Linked DNA regions of Homo sapiens: region 2 is linked to region 1. Evidence: chromatin contacts called from ENCODE Hi-C or POLR2A ChIA-PET data. All regions are on one chromosome and are shown on one strand. Each heading gives the region's core, a stretch centred on a gene start or an enhancer-like site at or near the end of the contact. The rest is flanking DNA. Distances are from core to core; before and after follow the strand shown.

Region 1 (6,913 bases), core at 2,504-5,003:
GGCGGAAGCTGTGCAGGGAGAGGCGCAAGGAGCCCAGGCGCTTCCAGAGCCGGAGCTGGGGCTCACTGGGGCTCCCAGGGTGGTGGGGCATGCACTCGTGAGCCCTGCGGCGGCTCGGGTCCAGCGCGGCCGGCTTGCAGAGCGTCATGAACAGCAGACAGGTGGCCAGCAGGAGGAAGATGCAGGCCAGGGCGATGAGCATGGGGAGGGGGTCAGTTGCCTCTGCAAGGGTCCCGGGAGTGACGGGAGCTGAGAGAAAGGCGAGGGGGCTGATGGCTGGGGAGCTGGCGAGGCTGGGGCCCTCTGTGCTCATGGCTCCTGCAACAGCAACAAGACAGAAGCTCAAAGGCAGATCAGCTGGACCCAGGGCAGCGGGTATAGGGAAGACTTACCTAGGGAATGTGGATGGGGGCAAGGCACTGTTAAACTGGACAGCATCATGGCCACATCACAGGTTAAGACAGCAAGGTCCAGAGACATCACAAGTCTAAGTGTACACACAGCTGAGCAGTGATGGAGCTGGGCCCAAGCTCAGGCCCTCTTCCTGTTCCACCCTGTGCCCATCTGCCATGCAGACAAGAGGGCGGTGGCCTGTCCGCATTTTCAAATCAATCCTCATGAATCATCACAGGGTCTTAGGCCTGGAAACTTAAGACCAACTCTGTCAATAACTTGCTCTGTGGCCAGGAACGAGTTATGGATGGTAAGAGGCCGCAGCTGCCAGGGTCCCTAGCAGTAATCTAATACCAAAGCTGCAAACTGGGGGCCCACGGGTGTGTTTAGTTGGGTCCTTGCCATGTTTTTATCAATGTAATTATGAATATTTTCAAAATAATAACAGATTTCACAAAAATATATGGGTGCCTGAATTCTCTTGAAATGTCAGAATTTCACCACTGGCATTGGCCCATGTTCCTGCCTCATCCCTGTGTCTGGGGCTGAGCAGCCGCTGCCCCCTGTAGACAGGGCACTGACCTCCAGCTCCCCACCCTCCCCCACAGGCCCACCACACACCTTATTTCACCTGCCTGGCCCCGTGGGGATTCCTGTGACTGCTTCCCCATGCAGTCCAACTTGCTCCCACGACAGGTGGGAAACTGAGGTCCGAAGAGGGGATTTGGCATTAGGGAGCCAGTGAAGGTTTTAGAGGTGGGGAGTGACAAGCCAGAGCTCACTCCTTGGGAAGGCTTGGCTGGCTGCATTGTGGGTCACAGTAGGGTGGGGTGGGGCAGCTTGGTGGTGGGAAGGCCAAGGCCACATTGTGAGCCAATGGCCAAGTGAAGGTCAGAAGCAGGTCTCCTGACTCCTGGCCCCATGGCCTTGCCACCCCTCTGGCCCCCAGCCCTTTCGGAGCTCAGTGAGCTGCTCTGGGAACAGGTGGGAAATAAACCCACAAGGAGTTGACAAGGGGGCTGGAAACCCCCCAGGGACATCATACACCTGACAGGGCATTTCCTTTCCCACTGAAGATCATCCCATTAGACGCAGTGCAGCAGACGGTCCTTGTCGATGGAAAACCAGGCTGAGCTTTTGGCTCAATATGTCTGGGGTTGTAATAAAAATGCTCACAGATCCTGGCCAGCAGATAACACATGACCAGAGGGTACAGATGAGCAGGGCCACCTGGAGAGCACTGGCTGGGCCCTCTCAAGGAAGTGGAGGGGCCTCAGCCCAGAATGGTGCTGTCAGTGCCGGAGTGCAGGCCCAGTGTGGTCAGCTCTGTCAGTTTCCCAAGAGAAGCCAGAAATCTGGATTTTTTTAAAGGCAAACATTCTAGACGTTTAAATGTTGGCAGCTAATTCAAATTTGTTGAAGGCAAGAAAGAAGAGAGGTGGGGTGGGGGAGAACACAGCAAAAGCCAAATAAACTTGATTTCAAAATAATGTGAAATGAATTTTCAAATATTTGAAACACTACACAGGCCAAACCAAACACATAAGCAGAGGACGTCCAGCTTGCAGGTCAGCATGTGTGATATTTAAATTCTACTGACGTGGACAAGCAATCCCAGGGGGTCTGATAAAAAGTCATGATTTCCCTTTAACCTTGGGGTCTTTCCTTTTCATGAGGGTGGGGGATAGCAGATTTTCCTCCTTCCCAGCTTGCAGCTTAGATAACAGTTGAGTTTCTAGCACGGAAGCTCAGGAGGAGGAAAGATGTCAGGTCACGCTCAGAGAAACCCTGCCACAGGTAGTGGGGAGGGGAGTGGGCCACCTAGTTCCCCACCCGAGGGACTCCTGTCCCTACCCCAGGCACTCACCAGCAGCCGCAGGACCTCACTCCTGGCTCCCTGCGCCCAGCCAACTGAGGGCATGCAGAGCACCCCACCTCCCACCCATTCCCCACCACCACCCCTCCCAGCACTTCCAGGCAGAAAACGACCCCTCCCAGTGCCTGGCTGGAAAGTGTGATGCCCGTCTAGCTGCCCAGGGCCTCCGCCTTTGCGGCATCAGGCCTAGAGAGCACTCTGGCTGGGCAGCTGTGCATGGGTTGGCCTTTCCTTGAGTCTGAGCAGGGAGGAGGGATGGGGTGTGCCCACCGCTCATTCCCGTGGGGAGAAAATCAGCCATCCCTCTCTCCTACCCTGGACAATGCTTGGCCAGGAGTAAGAAAAGGGCAGTCTGAAATGGGAGATGCCTCAATCCTACTAGTTCTAATGTTATTTCAAGGCCTTCAAAGGAATCTGGAGACCCTACTGGGCTAGCAAATAGGATCCAGGCTTCAGGCCTTGGGACCTGCTTTAATTTAAAAAATAAGTGAGGCCAGGCGTGTTGGCTCTCACCTGTAATCCCAGCACTTTGGGAGGCCAAGGCAGGAGGATCACTTGAGCCCAGGAGTTTGAGAACAGCCTGGGCAACATAGTGAGTCTTCATTTCTGAAAGAAAAAAAAAAAAGGTTTTTTAATTAGCCAGGTGTGGTAGTATGTGCCTGTGGCCCCAGCTACTCAGGAGGCTGAGGCAGAAGGATCATTTGAGCCCAAAAGTTTGAGGCTACAGCGAGCTAGAATCATGCCACTGCGCTACAGCCTGAGCGACAGAGCAACACTCTGTCTCAAAAAAATAAAAAATAAAAAAAAAATAAGTGGAGTTGTAATTAGCATCTGAGTAGTTCCTGTGGCAACGAGAGATTCCTAAGTGCTTGAAAACAACACAACACCCTTCCTGGAGCACGAGGCAAGTCCAGCTGCCAGGCCCCTTGACACCCGGCTACTGACCAACCAGCAAAGGCCAGCTAGTACTGGGAGAGGATGCCTTGCCCGGACCAAGGCCAGGAATCATCTGGAGGGCAGTTGAAGCCACTCCCTTCCCACTGGGGCCAGGGTGCACCAGCGGGCCCTGCTCTGGACATATCTCTGCAAGCTCAGTCTAGGACCCTCCTCTTCCCTTGGAGTTCCACAGAGCAGGACCTGCTGTGGGCAGAGAAGACTGCTGTGTGGCCTCGGGCTAGTCCCTACCCCTTACTGGGCCTTGTTTCCCCTCTCTACAGAACCAGAGGACTGCCTAGGTCTGAGCATACCCTCACATTCTCCCAGGAGTCCCCAGCAAGGGTCTCCACCACACTTCCCTCTCCAAGCCTTCTCCTGCAGTCCCCCAAGCACTGACCTCAGAGCCAGACCCCAGCCGTCCGGAGCTCCGTGGAGAGGTCTTCTCAGCTGTGGAAGGGAGGCCCAAGGAGCCCTGGGCAGTGCCTGTGACCCCAGCCCTGCCAGGCTCTGCTGTGCCCTGCAGCCCTCGGTCAGCCTGGCCAGCAGAGTGGCCTCCCCGTCACTCCCCAGCTGGACCTGGCTTTGTCTAGAAGAGTTTGGGCCCTGCCTTGGGGGAGGGGATAGCTAAGGGAGTAGGGATGGCAACTGGGTTGGGAAGAGGGAGAGGGGAGCTGTCCAGAGACTCTGGGATGCCCCCTGGCCTTCCCACCGCCTCTCTCCAGCCTGTCTCCTTGGAGCCCTCTCAGGGGTGGAAGACTCTGGGGAGACGCAGGGGGAGGGTTTTACTGCCTCTGCGGCCCCATGGCGCTCACCTTCCCCTGTCGGAAGTTTGAATGGTATGGTCGGCGGCAGCCAGAGGTTCGCTATTCAGTGCCTGCCAGCCACCAGGTTACCCTGGAGAGGGGCTACAAGCCATGGCAGGAGGGGAGCAGGGAGAGTGCTGGTCCCTGGCAGCCCCTGAGGCCCCTCCTGCAGCGTCCCTGGGCCCCATTCCTTCCAGGCTTTTCCCTCAGCTTGTAGAAAAGCACCTTCCCTTTGAAGGTGTCTGGCTACAGAAGCGAGGGGTGAGGGGCATCTTCAAAGGTCAGGGGGATCCCAGGGCAGAAAGCATAGGACTGACGGACCTCCAAGGCCATGCTCCCCACAGTGCGGGTGGGCCACGGGAGACCTCCACTGGAGGCTCTTTCCAAAACACACACACACACACACACACACACACACTTCCCTCCCCCAGCCTTCTTTCTCCCCAGAAGCCAGAGCTTCCCTGACAACCAGCTGCCTGCTTAGGAGCCCAAGTCTTTGGCAGCTTCCCCACCAGGGACCTCCAAGCTCCCAGAAATGCAACTCAAGACAGGAGTCATGGCCCTGTCCAAGACCTGAGCCTCAGACCCATTCCCTTTTTTGGAGCCCCAGTTTCTGGTTTTTAGCTGTTCCCTCCTGCCCTTGCCCATAAAAAGAGGCACTGTCTGCCAACCCCAAGATGGACAAGAGATTTCCTATGGACTGTTAAAGCTGGAGAGGTCCTCAGGGGTCATCTAACTCCTCTTCTGAGAGAAAAGAGCCCCCGTCTTCTCTCAGATGACCAAACTGAGGCCCAGAGAGGTGTGACCTGCCCAGGGGCACCCAGCAAGTGAGTGGTGGGGGACTTGGTGTTTCCCCTGTGCTGGGTGGGCAGGGGCAGGCAGTAGGCATCCAGGGTAGGCAAAGCATCCGGCCCAAAGGTGTTTTCAATGCCCAGAGTCCCCATTGGGATTCCTGCACCTTCCATCACAGCATTCACTGCCTTCATTTTCCTTAACTTCCTCTCCTGAAACCAACTGAACACTTCATCTGTGGCCCCCATTCCTCCTGAGATGACAGAAGACAAAGCTTCCAGGGTGGTGCAGGCTGCTGGAGCAGGGAGGCATCAAGGAAATCTCACCATGGATAGGCATGCAAGGGCATGCTCTGGGCAACGTGGCTCTCTTCACCATCCTGAGCCCTTCCAGATCTGGACAATTGAAGCACCCTGTTACATCCCTCCACCTGCCAGCTCCTAAGGTTTCTCAGGGAATGGAGAGAGAAAGAACTGCACGGCAAGGGGCAATCCAGCCATCCCCAGCTCTGGCATAAATCCAGAGGGCTCTCTGGAGAAGGTGGCATCACTCATGTTGACCTTCACCACACATCCCCATGCTAGGCACCAGCCAAGACGCTTTGCAAGATGACTTCTGATCTTCCCCTCAACCCTGCAAGGCTGGTCATCATTGTGCCCAGTCTAGAGATGAGAAAACTGAGGCTCAAGGGGGCTAAAGTACTTATCCATAGTGCCATAGAGAGTAAGTGACAAAGCCTAAATTCATGCTTGGGTGTGCCTGACCCAGGGCCCTTGTTCTTTTTGCTCCAGTGTACTCGTCCTCCTCCCCACCATCAACATGCTCATCAGAATCCTTAGACACACTTACCGCAGTGCCCGGATGTGCATCGAGGCCAGCGCCTGCTACAGGCTCCTCGCTCTGCCTTCATACCACCATGTCTATACTCCCTGTCCTGTGGAGGTTCCAGGGCATCAGTGCTGCTGATTGAGGCTGTCATTCCACTCTTCCAACCACAGCCCTCTGCTGTCCCTGCATGAGCCCTTCACTCCAGACTGGGGTCCTAGTTCCTTCCTTAGCCTCCCCAGCTGCCTCTACTTCAGCTAACACTGTTTCCCAGCACAAATGTTCTTCCCAACCTTCTCTGCTAAGCCAGGTTTCCTCCATCCTTCCAAACCCAGCTCCCTCCTTTGGAAACCTTCAGCCAATCCCACCTTCACTGCTTTCTTGATCTTTGCTAGCAGGAACCCATCCCCATCTTCTCTGCAGTTTTGTCCAGTGAGCAACGATAGGAAAGCCTACATTAGGGCTTCGGGTGGCAAGAAAGAAAATCCATTCTATATTATCTTAGGCAGGGCCAGACATGGTGGCTCATGCCTGTAATCCCACCACTTTGGGAAGCCAAGGCGGGAGGATTGCTTGAGCTCAGGAGTTCGAGACCAGCCTGGGCAATATAGCAAGACCCTGTCTCTACAAAAAAAATAATAATAATCTAGGCAGAAGGAGAAGTGTACTGTAGCAATACTGGGATACCCTACAGGATCAAAGGAAAAATCAAACAGGGAGCGAGGCACAGATGGGCTCCTGGAATAACTGGGCCCAAGGATGCAAACCAGGGCTGAATGTTGTATGTGTCCTGCATTCGTGCTTACTGAGTGTCAGCCTAGTTCCTCTCCCTGGAGCTCTGCTCCTAAGTCGTTCACATATTTGACCCTACTGTGTGCCAGGATTGTTGTTCCAGAGACCAGGGATATCGCAGTGCACAAAGCCCTTTCTTCCTGTGGGGATATGGGCAATAAGCAAAGATAGCATGTATCAGAGGGTGACCAGGGGTAGGGAAGGCCAGGACATTGGAGTGGGGGCTATAATTTCATATGCAGTGCTCAGGGAGGGTCTTAGGAGAAGATATTTGAACAAAGACCTGAAGGAGATGAGGGCATGAACATGCAAATATCTGGAGGGAGAGCTTGCCAGGAAACAGCCAGGGCAGAAGCCATGAGGCCAGCACACGCTTGGTGTTCAAGAAACAGCCAGGAGACCAGTGTGCCAGGGCAGTTAAGAGGAGAGAGTGGTGGGAAGTGGGGCCCAGGGATGTGCAAGAGAGGGGCTGTTGATATTCCCACATTTTACTGCT
Region 2 (6,299 bases), core at 379-2,878, 560 kb after region 1:
AAGCCCAGGGCCTTTCCCCCTTCTTCCCTGGAATTACATCCACCCACACCAACTGGCATTTGGAGAGTTTTTATCTCCCTTGTTTCTCTTCCTGGTCCCAGACAGGCCTTGTTTGCTCAAGACTAAAACAGTGGCTCTTGCACTTGAGCGTGTGTAATCAGATCACATGGGCCCTCCTGGAGATTCTCAGTGCATCCGGGCCAGGGCCCCAGGAATCTGCATTTACATCAGGGATTCCAATAGAGGGTCCTAAACTTTACGATGACTTGGAAGACCCATCTCTCTTTGGTAGAACTGAGTGATTTGTTCCCCAAAATGGATAAACTTGGATTAGAAGTGCATTTGGAAATGGATAGTGAGAACAGTGAAGAAGGTGCCCAGACCAGTGTGAGGAAAGCCCTCACACCCATTTTCTTAGCACATCCTCCTAATAGCCACCCTGTGAGGGGTGGGTGGCGGCAGGGGTTTTTAATGTTTTACAGATTAGTAAATGGAGGCCCAAGCCCTGGAATGGTCATCTTCTTGGATAAGGGCTGACTTTGTCCACTCCCAGCCTATTGAGATTCAGGGCTGGGAGTAAAGCAAGCTTGACACCTGGGCTGAGTCTGAAGGGCACTTTCCCGGGAACTGAGATCTGTGCCAATGCTCACGACCCTGCCTCCCCAGTCTCAAAAGAGAAGCAAGGAAACAATTGTCTTCAGAGTACAGAGTCTTGTTGGTATTTGGGGGCCTGAGCTGGATGGATTGGTCAGCATTAGCCCTTCTCCAAGCCAAGGAGGCAGCTGAGCCCAGCACCGTACCTTTTCTTAGATAGTCAGACTGAGGCCAAATCAAAGCTTGGGTTCCCAAGCTAGCTCAGCTGAGATGCCCTCTCCCAGAGCCAAACTGGCTTCCCTCATTCTCACAGGGCCTGAAAATCCTCCTGCAGCAGGACAGAAGGGTCCGCAAGTGGGAGCCCTGAGCTTGAGTCTCACAGTAAAGGGAAGAGGGTTGCTGAGGCCCAAGACAGTTCTGGGTCCTGAGGTCTGCTAAGACATGGCAGGGAGCTTTGCCCCAGGTACCGGACTTGCTAAGAAAAAATGGGGCAGGCTTCTTTGTTGCTAAGCAGGAAAGCTAAGAAAGCTTATAAAGACCTACACATAAAATCAACTTTGGTAAATGCTTTCAGAAATTGTCCTATTTAGTGAGACCCTATCTGATAAAGAAAGGAAGGAAAGAAAAAAAAGAAAGGAAAGGAAAGGGGAAAGGAAAAAGGAAAGGAAAGGAAAAAGATTGCCCTATTTGGCCTGGAAAATATGTACTGATTACCTCCCTTCCTACAGGATTCCCTCTCTTATTCCTATTTCCCACCTCATCGGGTCAATGCTCTAGAACCTGCAATGGTTCCCTATTGCCAGATTCCACTGCTGGTCTTTTAGGACATTTGGTGTTGGGCCCTATACTCCCTACTGAGGCTTACCTCCCACCATTCCCCTTAACTGGGGGCAAGTCAATCTGGACTGCCCTTTTCTCTAGCCGCAGACTCCGCTCATTCTAGTGCCTTCCACCAAGGATATCTTCCTGAGTTTTGCTGGCAAGCCCTGTCCTTCCTTTAAGGCCTAGAGCAAGTTCCAGCCTTTTTATGGCTCTTTTCTGCTTTCCCTCCCCCCATCTTTCACAATTGCAGTGTGAAAACATGGCATACAATGATCTCATTGTATGCACTTGTTTTATATCCCCCTAGCTCTATAGAACACCCCTAGGTTCTCCTGAGGCCTGGCACATAGTGGTTAACTAAGCATTGGCTGTCCGAGCCTTGGGTCATGCCCTCTCTCTAAGCTCAGAGAACATAAGATTCCCTCACTAGCCTCAGACTCTCAGGCTACGAGGAGAGGAGGGCAGGGTTAGAAAGAGTTGTTGTTGTTTTTTTGTTTGTTTGTTTTTTGTTTTTTTCATTAGCCTACCACCTAGTTTAGAGGAATATTAAAGGCTAAGGTCCTGGAAGGGAGGTAGTGTCATTAGTGGCTAAAGCCACCTGCATTAGTGAAATCTGGATTCAGATCCCAGCTCAGCCATTTCCTAGCCAATGACCTGGGGCCAGTAACTTTACCTTCCTAAGCTTCAGTTTCCTCATCCGTAAAGTGGGAATGATAGTGAGGAAATGATATATATAACAACATTACTAAGGCCCCCTATGGGCAGAGGACGCCCATGACTGGATAGAGATGGCAGCCTAAGCATGGCAGGGCTGGTTTCACAGCAAGTGCCTTTAATAGGGACCACCCTTTGACTCCTGTTCCCTCTGGTCTTATGTTCCTCTAACAGCTTTTCAAAGTTACCATCTTAACAGCCATGTTGGCTGGGTGCCGGTGGTTCATGCCTGTAATCTCAGCACTTTGGAAGGCCAAGGTGGGAGGATCACTTGAGCCCAAGAATTCAAGACCAGCCTGAGCAACACAGTGAGAACTCTATAAATAAATAAATAAATAAATAAATATTTAACAGCCATGTCAACATATGACCTTAACAAATTCAAAAGAAAAATAAGGCTGGGCATGTGGGTGGGCACCTGTAATCCTAGCACTTTGGGAGGCTGAGGCAGGAGAATCGTGTGAACCCGGGAGGCGGAGGTTGCAGTGAGCCCAGCTCTCACTCCAGCCTGGGTGACAGAACAAGACTCCATCTCAAAAAGACCAAAAACAAAAACAAAAACAAAAACCAAACAAACAAAAAGGCTGGGTACGGTGGCTTCACGCCTGTAATCCCAGCACTTTAGGAGGCCAAGGCAAGTGGATCACTTGAGGTCAGGAATTCGAGACCAGCCTGGCCAACATGGTGAAACCCTGTCTCTACTAAAAATACAAAAATTGGCTGGGTGTGATGGCACATGCATGTGGACCCAGCTATTTGAGAGGCTGAGGCAGGAGAATTGCTTCAACCCAGAGGCAGAGGTTACAGTAAGCTGAGATCGCGCCACCGCACTCCAGCCTGGGAGACAGAGCAAGACTCGGTGTCAAAAAAAAAAGCATGAAAGAAAAACAAACCCTCCACTTGGGGGAAATATGTTCAGACAGCTATACTTCTAAGTTGCATTATTCTAATTCTGGTACATATTAAGCATTACATATAAGGTTCCTTTAGGCTGGGCGTGGTGGCTCACACCTGTAATCCCAGCACTTTGGGAGGCTGAGATAGGTGGATCACCTGAGGTCAGGAGTTCGAGACCAGCCTGGCCAACGTGGTGAAACCCCGTCTCTACTAAAAATAGACAAATTTGCCAAGCGTGATGGTGTGTGCCTGTAGTCCCAGGTACTCGGGAGGCTGAGGGAGGAGAATCATTTGAACCCAGGAGGCGGAGGTGGCAGTGAGCCAAGATTGCGCCACTGGGCAACAGATTGAGACTCTGTTTAAAAAAAAAAAATTCCTTTAATTCCACCTCATGGATCAGGAGGAAATGCCAAGGGGCAGAGGAGCTCAGTGAGGGATCTGCAGGACTAAGATGAGCAGTGTGTGGTCTTCTACCTCCAGGGCCTTCCGCTCAATCCCCACAAGCCCTCCCAGTTTCCCAGCTCAGGTGCAGCCTGGGTCAGCCACATCCTACTTTGGCTGCTGGAGGAAACCAAGTACTGCTGGGGCACCCCAGAGGAAGCTGAGGAAATGTGGGCACAAAAACCAGGCCCAATTAATAGACCATTACAGGACTCCGTAATTATCCTGAAATGGAAGGGCTTTTTAAGAAGGACTCACAAATTAGAGAGAAAACCATTAAACCTAGACGTGTCCATGCAGGGGCCCAGCTGAGAAGCTTCCATCTTGATCCCAGCCATGGGCAGCTTCATGGAAACTTCTGGGGCAGCAGATGCAGCCTGTGGCTATGTGGAGCTGGCGGCTCTGAATGTAGAGGTTGGTGGGCTGCATTCACTCGGTCACTCATTTATTCATTCACCCTATATACTATATAACTAACAGGTCCATGTGGGCTGCAAGAGAAAGTCAAAGTAAGTAGGAACCCTTAAGAAGCTGATATAAAAATGTTCTTTCAGCCAGGCGCAGTGGCTCACACCTGTAATCCCAGCACTTTGGGAGGCTGAGGCAGGCGGATTGTCTGAGGTCAGGAGTTCGAGACCAGCCTGGCCAACATAGTGAAACCCTGTCTCTACTAAAAATATAAAAAATTAGCTGGTGTGGTGGTGGGCGCCTGTAATCCCAGCTATTCAGGAGGCTGAGGCACGAGAATCGCTTGAACCCAGGAGGCGGAGGTTGCAGAGAGCCGAGGTGGCGCCATTGCACTCCAGCCCAGATAACAAGAGTGAAACTCCATCTCAAAAAAAAAAAAGTTCTCTCACACACATACACACATGTACATACATAATCACACACACCTACATAATCACACACGCTTTTAATAAGTAAAACGTGGGGCATAAGGAGAAGAGAAAATGGGCATACACTCAAATCTCCCTATCCCTAATTTCCCAGGAAAAACATTTTTTTTTTTTTTTTTGAGACAGAGTCTAGCCCTGTTGCCTAGGCTGGAGTACAGTGGCGCGATCTTGGCTTACTGCAACCTTGCCTCCTGAGTTCAAGCCATTCTCCTGCCTCAGCCTCCGGAGTAGCTGGGATTACAGGCACATGCTGCCACACCCGGCTAATTTTTGAGATTTCTTTTTTTTTTTTTTTTTTTGAGACAGAGTCTCATTCTGTCGCCCTGGCTGGGGTGCAGTGGTGCAATCTCGGCTCACTGCAACCTCCACCTCCCGGCTTCAAGCAGTTCTTCTGCCTCAGCCTCCTGAGTAGCTGGGATTATAGGTGTGTGCCACCATGCTTGGCTAGTTTTTGTATTTTTAGTAGAGACGGGGTTTCTCCATGTTGGTCAGGATGGTCTCGAACTCATGACCTTGTGATCCGCCCGATTCAGCCTCCCAAAGTGCAGGGATTACAGGCGTGAGCCACCACGCCCAGCCAAAAATAAATTTTTTTAACGTGAATTATACATCAATAAACCTGATTTTTTTTAAGTATATATACATAGCTGGGTATGTGGTATGTGCCTATAGGCCTAGCTACTTGGGAGGCTGATGCAGGAGGATTGCTTGAGCCCAGAAGTTCAAGGCCAGTCTGGGCAATGTGGGGAGACCCAGTCTCTAAAATATAAAAATTAAAAAAATACATATATATGCACAAAAATTAACTCAAAGTGGAAAGTGAATCATAAGTCTAAATGGAAGAGCTAAACTATAAAACTCTTAGAAGACATATAGGAGTAAATCTTCATGATCTCAGATTAGGCAATTATTATTATTATTATTACTTTAGATGGAGTCTTGCTCTGTCTCCAGGCTGGAGTGCAGTGGCATGTTCTCGGCTCACTGCAACCTCCGCCTCCTGGGTTCAAGCGATTTTCCTGCCTCAGCCTCCTGAGTGGCTGGGATTACAGGTGTGAGCCACTATGCCCGGCTAATTTTCGTATTTTTAGTAGAGATGGGGTTTCACCATGTTGGCCAGGTTGTTCTCAAACTCCCGACCTCAGATGATCTGCCCACCTTGGCCTCCCAAAGTGCTGTGATTACAGTCGTGAGCCACTGCACCGGCCAGATGCAGCCACTTTGAAAAACAGTTTGGCGACCAGGCACACTGGCTCACGCCTATAATCCCAGCACTTTGGGAGGCTGAGGCAGGTGGATTGCCTGAGGTTGGGAGTTGGAGACCAGCCTGGCCAGCATGGTGAAACCCCGTCTCTAATACAAATACAAAAATTAGCCCGGTGTGGAGGCAGGCACCTGTAATCCCAGCTACTCAGGAAGCTGAGGCAAGATAATTTCTTGAACCCGGTAGGTGGAAGTTGTAGGGAGGTGGAGATTGCAGTTAGCTGGGATCTTGCCATTGTACTCCAGCCTGGGTGACAAAGCGAGACTCCATCTCAAAAAAAAAAAAAAAAAAAAAGACAGTTTGGCAGTTCCTCAAAATGCTAACCATAGAGTTACCGTAGGACCTAGCAATTTCACTTCTAGGTATACATTCAAGATAAATGAAAATGTATGTCTATGCAAAAAAACTTGTACACAAATGTTCATAGCAGTATTATTCATAATAGCCAAAAAGTGGAAACAACCCAAATGTCCATCAACAGACAAAACAAAGTGTAGCATAGCCACACAATGGAACATTATTTGGCAATAAAAAGAAACGCAGTTCTGATACATGCTACAACATGGATGAGCTTCCAAAACATTACGCTAAATGAAAGATGCATGTCACAAAAGATGACATATTGTATGTTTCCATTTATATGAAATGTCCAGAATATGAAAATCCAGAGA

What was found. Hi-C counts contacts between places; a loop is a spot of excess contacts on that map. ChIA-PET counts read pairs that join two places held with the same protein, here RNA polymerase II (POLR2A). Pooled maps may share reads with other maps.
Region 2: POLR2A ChIA-PET joins it to region 1 with 11 read pairs in H1. The contact joins the enhancer-like site here to the promoter of C10orf105 in region 1. A Hi-C loop is called at or near these places in 6 of 50 pooled maps. POLR2A ChIA-PET finds 5 or more read pairs at or near these places in 2 of 52 experiments (H1 and activated naive CD8-positive, alpha-beta T cell).

Annotation. Positions count from the first base shown.
Region 1 is chr10:71,716,025-71,722,937 of GRCh38, forward strand. It overlaps C10orf105 (chromosome 10 open reading frame 105), which reads right to left and starts at 3,754. Exons shown (of 2, transcript NM_001164375.3): 1 at 3,603-3,754; 2 at 1-318. The coding sequence starts at 313. All of the region lies in intron 28 of CDH23 (cadherin related 23), which reads left to right. RefSeq lists a silencer at 1,029-1,226 and an enhancer at 3,143-3,891.
Region 2 is chr10:72,276,879-72,283,177 of GRCh38, forward strand. No RefSeq gene overlaps it. Among named protein-coding and RNA genes, the nearest start is that of DDIT4, 6.1 kb to the left of the region's middle. Within about 2 kb of position 1,629, at least 12 of the 41 ENCODE cell types and tissues checked have a DNase peak (open chromatin) inside an H3K27ac peak, as active enhancers do.